Linked DNA regions of Homo sapiens: region 2 is linked to region 1. The links are chromatin loops, found by intact Hi-C in ENCODE. Cell type or tissue: A673. All regions are shown on one strand.

What was found. Hi-C counts contacts between places; a loop is a spot of excess contacts. Peaks named below come from ENCODE experiments on the same cell type or tissue, not always from the same donor. Only the 100,000 strongest peaks of a DNase experiment are listed, where the experiment ranks them.
Region 2: it touches region 1 in a loop (11-fold over the local background); 25 of 110 quality-filtered maps call a loop at or near these places.

Annotation. Positions count from the first base shown.
Region 1 is chr1:157,087,157-157,095,156 of GRCh38, reverse strand. It overlaps ETV3L (ETS variant transcription factor 3 like), which reads left to right. Exons shown (of 5, transcript NM_001004341.2): 5 at 2,030-3,114. The coding sequence ends at 2,508. Among named protein-coding and RNA genes, the nearest start is that of ETV3L, 8.7 kb to the left of the region's middle. RefSeq lists an enhancer at 5,137-5,658. In A673, a CTCF peak has its summit at 4,852 (motif pointing left); DNase peaks (open chromatin) are centred at 3,306 and 4,706; H3K27ac peaks cover 647 bases.
Region 2 is chr1:157,489,357-157,497,356 of GRCh38, reverse strand. No RefSeq gene overlaps it. Among named protein-coding and RNA genes, the nearest start is that of FCRL5, 59 kb to the left of the region's middle. RefSeq lists an enhancer at 6,636-6,775. In A673, CTCF peaks have their summits at 1,111 (motif pointing right), 6,590 (motif pointing right) and 7,784; DNase peaks (open chromatin) are centred at 1,136, 6,596 and 7,836; H3K27me3 peaks cover 1,862 bases.

The DNA of each region.
Region 1 (8,000 bases):
CGAGGGACACAGCCTTCCCGTGCAACAGCAGTCTCCACCTCATCTAAGGACCCAAGGAAAAGGACAATGACCCAGAGAGAGGGTGTTCTGATAGGGGCCTCCACACTTGTTCTTTAGAGGATCACTGTCACTGTTTTCTCCCTACATAGATCTGACTTCAGAAATATTCTTCTTATCAAATACACTGGACATATTAAGTAATAACTAATTTGTTTTTCCAGGTTTTTTTTTTTTTTTTTTTTTGAGACAGAGTTTCACTTTTGTTGCCCAGGCTGGAGTGCAATGGTGTGATCTTGGCTCACTGCAACCTCCGCCTCCCGGGTTCAAGCAGTTCTCCTGTCTCAGCCTCTCAAGTAGCTGGGATTACAGGTGCGTGCCACCACGCCCGGCTAATTTTTGTATTTTTAGTAGAGACGGGGTTTCATCACATTGGTCAGGCTGGTCTCGAACTCCTGATCTTAGGTGATCCGCTCGCCTCGGCCTCCCAAAGTGCTGGGATTACAAGCGTGAGCCACCACACCTGGCCTGTTTTTCCAGTTTTTATTCACTACAGCCCAACCAATGTGACTAAGTTGGGTTGATGCTTGTTCTTTTAGTTAAATGATGTGGTCTTGCTAAGAAAAATGTGGAATTGCAGTTAGGCTTTTCGAAATACAGAAAGTGATGTGAAGTTCTATATAGTCATCTCCAAGGCCCCCAGCTGGGAGGCCCTATTGTAGGGCCCTGGCAGGGTTGGAGAGGGAAAGAGGCAGGATTAGAAGGAGCAGGAAGAAGGAAGCCTTTTTGGAGGTGGAAAGTTATGGACCAGAGTGAGACAGAGAAGAAGGAGGCTGGGGCTCCCCATACCTGCCCTGGGCCTCCCGTCATGCACTCTGCAGGGCCTCTTCTTACCCATGACACAGCTTAATCCAAGCTAGGAGAGGGGATTTTATGGATGAAGAAACAGAGGACTGCAAATTTAAATGACAAGGCCAAGGCCACACAACCAGTTCTTTGCCCGGCTAGACTGGAGGCCCTTGCTGCAGGGGCAGGGAGTGAAGAATGGATCCATTGAGATATAGCAGAGAATATCCTTCCCTTATTCACTGGACACATTTTTCTTGAGCACTGATTATGTCCAGACTGGGTAGATTCGAGGGAAAATAAAACAACTACAGCCCCTGCCCCCAAAGAGTTGGGCTCACAGACATTAAATAAAAAGCACACAAATGACTACATGACCCTAACTCAGCCGAGTGCCCTTGGAGGAGAGGTTCATGGAGGGATGAGAGCAGGCAGCAGGCACTCTCGCCTAGGCTAGGAGTCTCAGAAGTCTTCTCCAAAGAGTGATATTTATGATGAGGCCTAAAGAAAAGCAGAAAAGGAGCTGTGCGCGGTGGCTCATGCTTGTAATCCCAGCACTTTGGGACGCCAAGGCAGGTGGATCACCTGAGGTCAGGAGTTCGAGACCAGCCTGACCAATATGGTGAAACCCTGTCTCTACAAAAAAATACAAAAATTAGCCGGATGTGGTGGCATGCACATGTAGTCTCAGCTACTCGAGAGGCTGAGACAGGAAAATTGCTTAAACCCGGGAGGCGGAGATTGCAGTGAGCCAAGATCACGCCACTGCACTCCAGCCTGGGCTACAGAGCAAGACTCTGTTTAAAAAAAAAAAGAAAAGAAAAAAAAGAAAAAAGAAAAGAAAAGCATAAAAGGAAGGGCAAGCCTGGCAACATGGCGAGACTCAATCTATACAAAAAACACAAAAATTAGCCAGGCATGGTGGCACACGCACCTGTAGTCCCAGCTACTCAGCAAGCTGAGGTGGGAGGATCGTTTGAACCCAGGTGGGGTTCAAGCCTACACTGCAGCCTGGGTGACAGAGAGAGACTCTCTCTCAAAAAAATAAGACAGAAAGAAAAGGAAGGGCAGTGGGGCGAGGAAGAGACTTCCAAGCAAGAAACAAGAAGGGCTGGGAAATGGGAGGAGCAAGGAGCATCTGCGAGAGGTTGGGCTCCCTTGACCCTTTCTCTCTTTCTTTCTCTAGGACTTGGCTCTGCCCCAGGCCCCTGCCGGCTGGGCCTTTGCTGCCATTTGGGGAGCGTCCAAGGCGAGCTGCCTGGTGTTGCCTCCTTCACTCCTCCCCTCCCGCCCCCTCTGCCCTCCAACTGGACCTGTCTCTCGGGGCCCTTCTTGCCTCCTCTCCCGTCAGAGCAGCAGCTCCCAGGGGCTTTTAAGCCAGACATCCTGCTCCCAGGACCTAGGAGCCTCCCAGGGGCCTGGCATTTTCCAGGGCTTCCTCTCTTGGCAGGGCTGGGACAGGGTGCGGGTGAGAGGCTTTGGCTCTTGTCCCTCAGGCCCGAGGGGCTGGAAGTAAAGCCTGCTCCCATGATGGAGGCAAAGGGAGGCCTGGATCCCAGGGAGGTCTTCTGCCCAGAGACCCGCAGACTCAAAACTGGGGAGGAAAGCCTTACTTCCCCCAATCTGGAGAACCTCAAAGCAGTGTGGCCCTTGGATCCTCCTTAACTAGAGAGGAAGGTGGGAAGTTGGGGAGGAGTCCTCCAAAGTCCATCTCTCCTCTTGCCCACCGCCTCTGGGTTAGCCCCTTCCCCTGGCTGGACATGGGCTGAAATTGCAGGATTTGAAGGGGTGGAGTTGGACCCAAGGTGGGGAGCATTGCAGGGAAGGTGTGAATGTGGAAATGGGAAAAACCAAGACAGGGTGCCCCTCCTCTTTCACCATATTGCTAAGCAGACTAAGGGGACATTCCTAATCTCAACTTTTCTTCAGGGAGACGAGAATAAAGTTTCTATAATTTCCATCCTGCCCACATAAGGGGGAAAATTAAGGGTCTAGCCTGGGGAGAGGACAGGGGTGGTTGTGTTCCCTGAGTCTTGTCTGGGGCCCATCTCCCCATTCCAGGCTAAGGTCTCCAGTCCCTTTCTCACCCCTCCATGCAACTTCTCTCCCATCCCTCTGATTTCTGAGACCCTGGAAACCCCTGTCCCATGCAGGCACTTCCTCCTCTCTCCATTTCCCCAGGACCCAGGCAAGTGGGGTGGGGAGACACTGGCCTTCTCTGCTCTGTAATACTCCACTGTGACCATGAATAAAATGCCCTTGCAAACTGTCCTCTGGCTGACCACCCCCCCCTGCAGTGGACCCCCATCCTCCCACTGTGCTCCTCCTGCGTTCTGGACTGGTGTGATGGGAAAAGGCCCGAACAGGAGTTTGGAGGAGGACCTGAGGCCTGGAGTGGAGCTACACATCCCACCAGCCAGTCTCTTCCCTCCTGCCAGCATCTCCTCTCAGACAGAAAGGCTGGAAGGAAGCCAGGGCATGAGGAGCTTCCTGGGCACAGTGGGAAACCCGCCTCAAGGGAGGAACTTCAGACTACAGCAGGGGTCCTTAAAGAACGGCCCTCAGATCCCTGTGGACCACCTTGGAGCAGAAGGGTTGGGTGAGGAGGAGGAGGAGGATGCTGTCAGGGGCCCCTTTTCCTCTACACCCCAGGCCCTAAGAATGCCAAGCAGAGCAGCAGTGAGGCATCAGGTGCCTGGAAAGTAGGGGACATGTGACAGAGAGGGTCTTTTGCCCAAACAAGGACATGCCAACAGAGAGGGGTGCCCCAGGAGCCATGACTGTTGATCCCATCACCCTACTGTCTCTAGGCTGCCAATTACAAGCCTAGGATTTGTCCCCACTCCCTTTCTATGACATGGAGCATGGACTCGTGTGGCACAGAGGGCCCCTTTACTCAATGTTTGTCCCTGTTCCTCAGCCCCAGGAGTTGGTGCATCCTTCTCAAGGACGCCCTGAGCACGTGCTTCTGCAGCCTCTCAGCCCTTCTTAGTGGCATATGCATGGCCACAGGGCCACACATGGAACTGGGAAAGGAGAGACCCAGAGTGGGGCAGGATGGGCCCTCGCTCCTCAGGAAGGTGGTGATGGACACAGCACACAGGTCCTGGGTTTCCAAGCTGGATCTAGGCCAGGAGAAAGGATCTATGAGAGTTCTTCATCTCAGTCTCCCTCCTTCATGTCAGATGCCAAGAAAGTGGGGACCACAGAGTTTCTCTCCTGAGAGTTCCCAGCGCTACAATGAAAACTGCTTCTCACTTGCCCCCAAAGCCACAGGCCCATCCCTGGCCCTGCAGGAAGGACGAGCTCCCAGGGGCTTTCCCATCACCCTGCCCAGTTTTGGGAGACAAAGAGCTAGTGTTGTCTGCTCCAGCATAAGGAACTGGATGGTTTTGTCATGGGGTTTGGGCCCTGTTCAGAGAGACCAGCTCCTGGGACAGAATTGTTCTCCTTCATGGGGATCTTCACATGCCCCTCTGCCAGACCCCACTGCCTCTTCAGTGCTTTGTGGTATCTGTGACCCTCACGTCTCAGGCAATGGGAAATGCCTCGAGGTCACTCTTCTAAAATTTCTCTTTGGAGTAGGTGAAACTGGGAGACTAAAAGCTCAGCCCCGGAGGACTTACATTTCCAGATGGTGCACTCTGCGTCTAGGCAATAGATTCGAGTGGAGCAGACTTTTTCAACCTTGGCACTGTTGATATTTTCGGCTGCATAATTCTTTGTTGTGGGCGGCTGTCCTGTGCATTCCTGGGCGTTTAGCAGCATCTGGGGCCCCTACTCAGTAGATTCCAGGAGCACCCTCCCCCACCCGGTTAGGACAACCAGACTGTCTCCAGACATTGGTAAATGTCTCCTGGGGAGAGGGGAGAAACTGCTCCCAGTGGAGAACCACTTAAGTAGAGAAAGGCTTCAGCAAATCCAGATGTTCTGGCAAAGATGGGAACCAGGTTCCTCGGACTCAGAAGACTGTTGGTCTCCACAAGGCAAGAGTGCCCTCTGGTGGCCAGAGTCAGTACCGGCGGTCGAGAGGAGCTCAGAGCCCCGGCCTAGGCTGGGTGCAGAGCCCACAGCCGACTCTGAGGTGAAGGGGTGATGCCCACCTTGGAATCCTCTGAGAGGAGGAAGAGAGTTGCAGAATAAAAGCATTTTGTGAGAACCTTCCCATTTCAAACCCCCTTAGCAAATCATGGACTATCCACCAAAGGCGTATAGGTCTAACGTAGCAACACACTCTGCAGCCTGTTTGTTTCTGGTGCAACCAGGTGACAGCACATCCTCTGGCCATCTGTGACTGTGACTGTCAGCCTCATCTGGGGATAGAATGCTGTGGATGCTCAGTCTTCTTCCAGGACAGTGGACACCGGGCCGAGACACAGCAGAGTCAGCTCACCTGCCAGCCCTGCTCCTGGGCACTCGGCTCCACCGTACCAAAGGCACGTGCAGATACACACCTGGGCCTCGGGAGTTTCAGGGAGTCAGGCTCCCGGGCTGCACTGTTAGGAATCAGAAGGGACCTTTGAGAGCATCAAGTTCAAGTCCCGTAACTTCACAGGCCCAGAGAGAAGAAGGTACTTGTTCAAAACCAAACAAGAGAAGAATCAAATGTAGAACATACATTTCCTAATTATCACTTAATGTTCTTTCCATTTCACCATGACCACTCAATTACAGAATTGAAAATCCCTTAGAAATGAGTATATATGTGAAGAGAAAAGTTTTAAAATTTATTCCTGAGTGATTATTTATTTATTCGTTTGTTTATTTTGAGACACGATCTCACTTTGTCTCGCAAGTTGGACTGCAGTGGCATGATCTCGGCTCACTGCAACCTCCATCTCCTGCGTTCAAGTGATTCTACCACCTCAACCTCCCAAGTAGCTAGGATTACAGGCGTGGGCCACCATGCCAGGCTAATTTTTGTATTTTTACAAATACAAAATTTGTCTCAAACTCCTGACCTCAGGGGATCTGCCCACCTTGGCCTCCCAAAGTGCTGAGATTACAGGCGTGAGCCACCGTGCCCGGCCCGCCTTGGAGATTTAAAAACAAAAACAAAAGCAAAGTATTTGCTGTCCTGAGTTGTTGGTGAGAGTGAGGACAATCCCCGTCCTCCCCCTTTCATTCCCTAATGAAGACCCTGACCCAGGGGGAAGAAAAAAATTCAAGCACCATATAAATATTTTATACATAAGATTTCAGTGCTCCACATCTTGTCCCACGGGAAAGTCTTCAGGGGCCATAACATGCATGGAGCTGTCATCTGCTATAACAACGCCTTCTTCTGGAATACCTCGTGAATGACCTGCCTGAGGCAATCCTGATTGTGCCCAAATAGACATGGATAATACTATACATGCTGCTCCATAACACAATATTTCATGGATGTCTTCCCAATTAAATATATAAAAATAAACAGTCATGCATTGCTTAATGACAGGGATACATTCTGAAAAAATGCATTGTTAGGCAATCTTTGAACAAACATCATAGGGTATATTTACCCAAACCTAGATGGTACAGGCTTCCACACACCTAGGCTGCACATGGCCTATTGCTCCTAGGCTACAAACCTTACAGCATGTTACTAAATACCATAGGCAGTTGTAATACAATGATAAGTACTTGTGTATCTAAACACAGAAAAGATACAGTAAAAATACAGCACAAGAGGTAGAAAATGGTACACCTGTAGAGCACATTTTGCCATGAATGGAGCTTGGAGGACTGGCAGTTGCTCTGGATAGGTCGGTGAGTGAGTGTTGAATGAATATGAAGCCTGAAGATATTACTGTACACTGTATAAACACTATACACTTAGGCTACACTCAATTGATTTAAAAGATTTTTTTCTGCAATAATAAACTAACCTTAGCTTACTGTAACCTTTTTACTTTTTATTTTATTTTATTTATTTTATTCATCTATTATTTTTATTTTTATTTTTTTTTTTTGGAGACAGAGTCTTGCTCTGTGGCCCAGACTGGAGTGTAGTGGCACGATCTCGGCTCACTGCAACCTCCGCCTCCCCGGTTCAAGCCATTCCCGTGCCTCCCAAGTAGCTGGGATTACAGGAGCATGCCACCATGCCTGGCTAATTTTTTGTATTTTTAGTAGAGACAGTGTTTTGCCATGTTGACCAGGCTGTTCTTAAACTCCTGACCTCAGGTGATCTGCCTACCTTGGCCTCCCAAACTTTTTTACTTTAAAAGCTTTAATTTTTTTTTTAACCTTTAGACTCTTTTGTGGTAACACTTAGTTTAAGACACAAATACACTGCACAGATGTACCAAAATATTTTTTCTTTATATCCTTATATGTAAGGATATTATCTCTATTCTATAAGCTTTTTTGTATTTAACAACATTTTTAAATTTATTACTTTTTAAACTTTTTTGTTAAAAGCTAAGACACAAGCGCACACATTAAGACACAAGCACATGGGCTGGGCGCAGTGGCTCACACCTATAATCCCAGCACTTTGGGAGGCCAAGGCAGGCGGATCACAAGGTCAGGAGATCGAGACTATCCTGGCTAACATGGTGAAACCCATCTCTCCTAAAAAATACAAAAAAATTAGCCAGGCGTGGTGGTGAGAGCCTGTAGTCCCAGCTACTCGGGAGGCTGAGGCAGGAGAATGGCATGAACCTGGGAGGCGGAGCTTGCAGTGAGCGGAGATAGTGCCACCGCACTCCAGCCTGGGCGACAGAGAGAGACTCCATCTCAAAAAAAAAAAAAAAAAAAGACACAAGCATGTGGCCTGAGTGGTAGCTCATGCCTATAATCCCAGCACCTTGGGAGGCCAAGGTGGGAGGATCACTTGAGCCCACGACTTCCAAACCAGCATGGGCAACACAGGGAGACCTCTTCTCTATAAAAAATTTAAAAAAAAAATTAGCTGGGCCTGGTGGCATATGCCTGTGGTCCCAGCTACTCAGAAGGCTGAGGTTGGAGAATAGCTTGGGCCTGGGAGTCAAGGCTTCAGTAAGTTGTGATCGCTACTACACTCTAGCCTGTGTGACAGAGTGAGACTCTGTCTCAAAAACCAAACCAACCAAACAAACAAAGACACAGACACACACAAGTGCAGGCCTACACACAGGGTCAGGATCGTCAGTGTCACTGTCTCCCACCTCCACATCTTGTCCCACGGGAAA
Region 2 (8,000 bases), 400 kb before region 1:
ATAGAAGAAGATCCTCAAATCCATCTCCCTGAGAAGTTCTGGGCTGGGGTTTTTAAGGATATAGTGGAGGGTGAGAGGCCAGAAAATTGGTGGTGTTGATTGGTTGGGGTAAGGGGGGAGAAATAATCAGCATTTGGAAACTGCATATTTTGATTATTCAGCAGCTCCTGGGATCATTCAGACCCACTGAGTCAGTAGTTTCATCAGTATGCAAGACCTGAAGGGATATCTCAAAGGGAAAACATAACATTTCAAGTTGTTATTTATAGAACAGTTGATAGGAACTATAATCTTATAAGAGGATCTACATGATTCTGAGGCCATAGGCACCAAACAACTGTGGGGAAGCAGTTAGAGAGCAGCAGACCTCATGATTAGTGCTGAAGGTGCTGCAAGCTCGGTTTATTTTCACTTCTCCCCTCTTCCTCTCCCTGTCCCCAATCCCAGGATTCAGAAAGACAATTATGAGAATGCAGAGGTGTTGGTGCCTCTATGATGCTGCAAGCAACTTTTTCAGGATGGCCTTGAACTTGGGTGGGAAAGCAGGCATGGTAATGGGAATGGGTCAGGCACAGGCTGCTGAGGACAGAGCATTGTAAAGACCATGATGACCTTTAGAATTCTGTAATCAGTGGATTTGACCATTCATAAATTGCCTGAAGTTCTGTAGCACGTAGCAATTCATAAATTTACAAATATAAAAAAATTGAATTGTGTGTTCTGTGAGGTTGGTGTGATGTAGATGGCTTAGCTAGTGAATGAGCCCAGCAGGCTGCCAAGTGATCCTAAAGTCATGGCTTAGTGGCTTTTGTGGTGTACATTGTTGAACCACTCTAATTGTTAGAAATGTCTTCCTGAAAACTTTCTCACTCTAAAAGTCATCATTAGTTTCTACATTCTGTTCCTAGTATACGAAGTGTCATTCCCTCCTCCATAAAGTTGCTTCAAATAGCTGACGAGTCAGTGTGGAACAGGCCAAAATGGGAGACACCAGGGACTGGTAGGCCCTCATTTCAACACCTCATCAAAGGGATCCAGAGGCTTATCTAAGGGAGAACCTGTTTTTCTTTGAAATCGTCCACCATTCAATGAAGTTGCAGTTCTTGCTTGAACCACTAGGTGTCACTGACACTATGCGTGGCTGACACTAGCGTGAGGGCTGAGAATGAGTCCCCTGTTAAAAGTGAAACATCATGCCCTTTGAAGCCCAATTTTGACTTAAATTGTTTTATTATCACATTACTCAAAGGCATACAAACACAAAATCTATATAACGTATTCTCAAAACTATAAAATTAAAAGTATAGAAATAGAAACAAAGCAATAAAATTCAAGTTAATATAATGTACTAGGTAATGTTATTTTACTGGAACTAAATGGGTAATTTGGACTTTTTAACATCACTAATGTGCATTCACATCTTTTTGGTCTACTGGTCATGTACTTAAGTCTATTTACTGTACACATGATGGATCATCATTTGAGTAATTTTTAAAACTCCTACTTAAAAATTAGCTATTTTAAAAATCATCAACCCATCCTTTTAATATGGCAATACATTGAATAATACAACTCCAATAATTCAATTCACTTATACCCCATTTTCCACAATCCCTTGCTGTATTGATTCATTGTAATGTTAATTACCTTTGAAATATTTCCCTAAAGGAGTTATATATAAACACAAACTATTGTAGTAGCTATTAATATTTTCTTTGTGTCCTTCAGTGAATGAGAGCTAGCCAGACCTTGGGGAGCAGAAACTACCAGGTCTGCTCCATCCTTCCTGACACCGCCACCAGGTGCAACTTGGGTCAAGTGGTGCAGCTGCTTCACCCCTGCCCTGGAGGCCCCTGTAGTCTTAAGGCCCCAACACACCTGCCTCCACCAGCTTTGTCATCAGAGGCAACATACCCCAGAACCATCAGCTGCTGACACAGGATCTCAACTATGAGGCCAAATACGTGGATTACCCTCCCTGCCCTGCCCTGCTCAGCTCAGCTCAGCCATCACAGGTCTGGACCTTCAGGCGTGAGCTCTGAAAGGAGTCTTAAGCAGAACAGCATCATATCCTGGGAGCACAACTGGGAAGCTGGGAATCCATGTGTGGGTTCCATCCCTCCCTAGCCTCTGCAAATTAACATATAAGGAGAAGAGTCCCATTAATTCACTCAAGCTACCAGCTCTTTCCCACAGTGGTGCTGCACACACCAAGAAATGTGAGGATGTGGCTAGGCATCTGTTAGAAAAATTTCCAAATATTCCATTGTAATTACAGGTCTCTCTAACATCTACAGTGGGAGCTGATCTGCATTAAGTAAGCATCTCAAGAGTGAAGAATGGCTCAATTCCAAGTGAACCCAAATCTCAGCCCTATAACAGCCAAGATACCCTGCTCTGCCTTTTGTTTCAGGAAACAAACTTTGTAGTTTCTGCAAAGCTCTTCATCCTTACCCCAGAAGGGTTTGCAATGAGCATGCTGTTTCCTTCCTTTCTTCCTTTCTCTCTTTCTCTCTTTCTTTCTTTCTTTCTTTCTGACAGAGCCTCGCTCTATCACCCAGGCTGGAATGCAGTGACATGATCTCGGCTCACTACAACCTTCGCCTCCTGGATTCAAGTGATTCTCCTGCCTCAGCCTCCTGAGTAGCTGGGATTACAGATGCGCACCACCATGCCTGGTTAATTTTTGTTTTTTTAGTAGAGACAGGGTTTCACCATGCTGGCCAGGCTGGTCTAGAACTCCTGACCTTGTGATCTGCCCACCTCAGCCTCCCAAAGTGCTGGGATTACAGGCGTGAGCCACTGCACCCAGCCCTTGCTGTTTTCTTTAGGCTCTGCTCCCAGAAATAGTAACACAAATAATACTGGTTACCAAGGCGGTAGGTCTTTCAGAAATTAAAATACACATGCACACTCACAGACATGTACATCAATGGGGTACTACCATCACTGGAAAACACTGCATAAGCCCTGGACATTGACGTGAAGTGCAAATGTTTCCAACAAATTCAGAGAAAGACCGCAGAAACTAAGCTTTCAGAATATAGCTACCCACAGTCCAGCCTCTCAACCCATCTGTGTCTACACAGTAGCTAAGCAGAGAACATCAACATCAACATGTGTCTCTCTCAACTTAAGTTCCAGGGGGAAGATGCAAATAGAAAGGGGAGACATGGTTTGACTCATGATATCATCAGAAAAATGACAGACCAGGCCAGACTGTCCCCCATTCCCATGTAAGAAGAAAAACAGTACGTGAATCTAATATGCAGTTGTAGAAAAGTTAAAATTTTTCTCTAAGAAACACAAGGAAACTTTGTTAATATACTTTAAACTGATGAATTGTACTGGATGTAAACTGGACCTCAATAGAAGCCATCAGCCCCTGAATCACACTTGCTCCCTCCTATCTCAGACCTTCTCACACACCACTCCCTCTGCCTGGAATGTCACGTCCATTTCCTCCCAGTTCCCAGCTCCTTCATACTACATCTGATCTGCAGTGTTTTGCTTCTCAAGCATTTATCGTTTGTAATTAAAGATTATGTGTGTCAGTTATTTTTAACATGGGGTTCTCTCTGCATACATATGCTCCATGAAGGGCTGTTTTCTCATCATCAGATGAGCCCATCTGGGAATGCGGAGTGAAACTATCACCTTTTACCCCATCCTGGAATTGTGAAAAACGGAAGATTTCTAAGAAGATTCTGAGCAAATCCTTTTCTGGCACCTGTGGTCAGTCCCTACCAGGGTCCCCATCTTAAGCCTTCAAGACCTTTCGGTTCAAACTATTTTTTTAAAGGTAGAGAATGTAACAATACAATAAAACATGGACATAGTTTTTTAAAAGGAAATGGAAACATAATCCACAGATGGGAGAAAATATTTGCATTTGTATATGTGATAAGGTATTTTTATCCAGAATATATGAAAAACTCTCACAACTGAACAATAAAAAGACAAATAACCTAATTTACAAATAGGCAAATGATCTAATAGGCATTTCCCCAAAGAAGATATACAAATGGCCAGTACACACATGAAAAGATGCTTGGCAGCATTAGTCATCAGGAAAATGCAAACCAAAACCTTGAGATACCACTTCACATCCATCAGGGTAGCTAGAATCAAAAAGTTCATAATGACAAGTGCTGGCAAAGATGTGGAGAAATTGAAGCCCTCATACATTGATGGCGAAGTGCAGCTGTGTTAGAAGGCAGTCTGTCAGTTTCTCATATGATTGAACATAGAATTCTACCATATAATCCAGCAGTTCGTTCCACTTCTAGGCATATACCCAAGAGAAATGAAAACACATGTTCACACAGAAACTTGCACATGAGTGTTTATAGCAGCATTGTTCATAATAGCCAAATGGTGGAAACAAACAATGGATGAGTGAATACATAAATAAAATATTGTATATCCATATAATGGGATATTAGAACTGAACTATAACACAACACTGATGAACCTTGAAATGTTGTGCTGAATTAAAGCAACCAGTCACAGAAGACCACATCTATTTGATTCGACTCCTATGAAAGTCCAGAATAGGAAACACTATAGAGAGAGAAATTAGATTAGTGGTTACCCAGGGCTGAGGAAAGTCCAGAATAGGAAACACTATAGGGAGAGAAATTAGATTAGTGGTTACGCAGGGCTGTGGAATAGGAGAAAATGGGTGGATGGCCGAAGGATACAAACTTTTTTTGAGGTAATGAAAATGTCCTAAAATGGACTCTTTTGATGGCAGCACAAATTTGTGAATACATTAAAAAGTATTGAAATGTACACTTTAAATGGGGAAATATATGGTATGTAAATTATGTCCAATCAAAGCTGTTTTCTTTTTAAAGATTGTATTGGAAGTATAGAACAAGTGATATGGGGCCAGACTGACCTGAGTATGAATTTTTGCTCCAGTATTTACGAGCCTTGGGTCTTAAGTTCCTTTGATCCTCTAAGCCTTGCTTTTCTCATCTATAAAGTGAATACATTGATTATACCCACCACAAAGAGTTGTTCTGGGAATTGAGATAATGCATATCAAGTGCTTAGCCTCATTGCCTTGTACATAGTAGGCACTAAATAACTGTTAACTGAATGAAATATGCCAGGGAGCACACAGCCAGATGTAAACACGTAGAGCAGATGCCCAGGGCCCCCAGAGATTATTCAGAAGCCTGCAAATAAATTTGTTAGAGGAGCAGATTTTGTCCTTTGGTGGGGACAGCTTTCCAAAAGGGATAAAACCTATTTCAAAGCCCCAAGGATAGGGACACCCAAGCCAATCAATTAGTAGTAGACATTTTTTCTGGGTGGGAGTGGGGACGTTCTTTGCATGGTTAGATTCTAATAAATGGGCTCTCCTGCATCTCCCCACCCTACAGGGAATGGGGACAGTGGACTTCCCTCCTTTCCTCTACACATTCCCTGACCAGAAGGTCCAGGGGAAAGAAGGGGTGGGCAGAGAGCAGAGTGGTTACATGGGTGTGATGGTCAGAGGCCAGATCTCCCTCCAGGTCATCAGGACACTCAGGGTAGATCTCAGGAGATGGAAGTGTTCATGCCCGGGGACAGCCATCTCTGCACAGGAGAAATTCTTCCATCTCCCATGTAGGGAGGTTTTGAGGACTTTGGCAACAGCAGCCAACATCATTTGCGGGGTATGAAGGTCTCTGAAGGCCAGTGGGGGAGAAAACATCCACTCCTTGATGGAGCTGGTGCCGAGTGAGGGTCCTGGCAAGAACAGGGCTGCACTCTCTAACCAAATCCCAGACAGGAGTGAGGGCTTCTGCCTCATTATTAGCCTTGTCTTATCTCTGATTGTTATTTTCATTGGTGAGGCTCTTGGGATCATGCCACACAGTTAACTCTACCCCAGAGACTGTGACCCCAGGCACACATTTATACAGTTCCCCATGGTTTCCTAATGTTCATTTGAAATAATTGCCTTTTTCATAACCTGTTCTTTCTAGTCATTTGGAAACAAATACGTAATCTATTCAGCTTATCCATTGGCTTAGGTTTAATGACATTTCTTTCTGATGAGTGAAGAATCCACTGGGGGTGTGGAGGGAAGTGTTATAAATATACACTTTTAAAATTTTCTTTCATTGTAAATGGGTTTCAGTGGTTCATACTTTAAAATGCAGAAATAAGTTGACTAAAAGAATCAGTGTGTATCTATCCTCAGGGGTTTCCTATCCTCAAGGACATTTTTTTTTTGAGACAGGGTCTCCCTCTGTTGCCCCAGCTGGAGTGCAGTGGTGCTATCAGTGCTTCCTGTAGCCTCGACCTCCCTGGCTCAAGCAATCCTCTCACCTCAGTCTGCCAAGTAACTAGGACCACAGGTGTGCACCACCACGCCCAGATAATTTTTAGATTTTTTTTTTTTTTTTTTTTTTTTTTTTTGTAGAGACGAGGTCTCATTGTGTTGCCTACGCTGGTTTCAAACTTCTGGGCTCAAGCCATCCTCCCTCTTCTGCCTTCCAAAGTGCTGGGATTACAGGTGTGAGCCACCAATCCGGTCCAATAGTTTTACTTTGAAGAAAAATTTGGAAAATGCAGAGCCACGAGGGGGCGCCCTGGACTCTGGCCTGGTGGTAAAGCCAGCACCTTCAGAGTGGAGGAAGGATCTCCTAGACGCTGAGTTCAGAACGAAATAGGAGCATTGGCTGACCATCTGCCGGGGACCTCACTGGGCAAGCACAGGGCCTCACTTACTCAGCGCAGACACTCCCTGAAGTGGGTGCTTGTGCCCCATTGTGATGAGGTCACAGACTCAGGCAAGTTCAGCAATCTGTCCCGGGTCACTCAGATAATAAGTGGAAGACCCAGTTCTGTGCAGTTCTAAAGCCCGGGCTTTCCCAGACCAGCCGACTATGGCTTGGCCCATCTAGGGAGGGCTCAATACTTGGAAGGTGCTGGTCAGCGCAGAAGCGAGGCTGGTGGACACGTGTCCTCGGGGCAGGGTCACAGGCATCAGCCCACCAGGGAGGTGTTTCCAGCTGGGGTCACGAGGTCTCGGAGTGTTCCTGAATGTGGGAGAAACAGTCCCTCACCCTGACCATCTCGGAGTCTGTGTCCAGCAAGAGCCCTTGTTATTTGGAAGATACTCCCTTATTAATGGGGAGTATCTTGGTTTGCTGACTTGGTACCCATCCCCAGACAGGAGTATCTTTTCTATTATAAATGAGTAACTTGCTTTGTGCTTTAGAGATCATTGTCCACATAATTTTATCACCACGAATGTGTCACCAGGAGTCTGTTACTAAATAGTATAAGAATTTAGAGTTTTTAAACCTAAGATACTGAGGATAAAAACTGTAGACTTTGAGGTTCTCCCCATAAGGGGTAAAGAGTTTAGGGGGAAATTAGGTTCTACATCTGAAAAATAAAGTAGAAAAGATGTGGCCAGGAGAACTACTGAGGGGGTCAGGAACCAGGAAGGTGATGTTTATCAGGATGGGGAGAGGGGGCTGGAAGAGGGTCAGGAGCAAAAGAAAGGCAATAAACACTTACCCAGAGTTAATCTAATGAGATGACAATTCTTGTCTCCATTTTACACATGAGGAAACTGATGCTTAGAGAAGTTACATAACTTGATTAGGATCAAACAGCTAATATTTGGCAAGGCTGGGACCTGAACCTGGTTTTCCAGATACCAGTGCCCAGTCACTTTCCATAATGCCAAATGGCCTCTCAGAATCCCAACACCTCTTCTTTAAATGCTTTCCCTTTTTTCCTCAAATCCAGAAACTGTTGGTCTTTTGGGCAATTCTGACCACAGCCACTAAGTGGCGATATTGTCCAACTATGGCTCAGCCCTGTCTCTCCTAGGAAGAATGGGGGAAGGGAGGGAGTAGAAGATCCCCTGTTGTTTTTTGTGTGTTGTGCTGTTCGTAGCGCTTTTTTTTTTTTTTTTTTTTTTTGAGACGGAGTCTTGCTCTGTTGCCCAGGCTGAAGTGCAGTGGTGCGATCTCGGCTCACTGCAA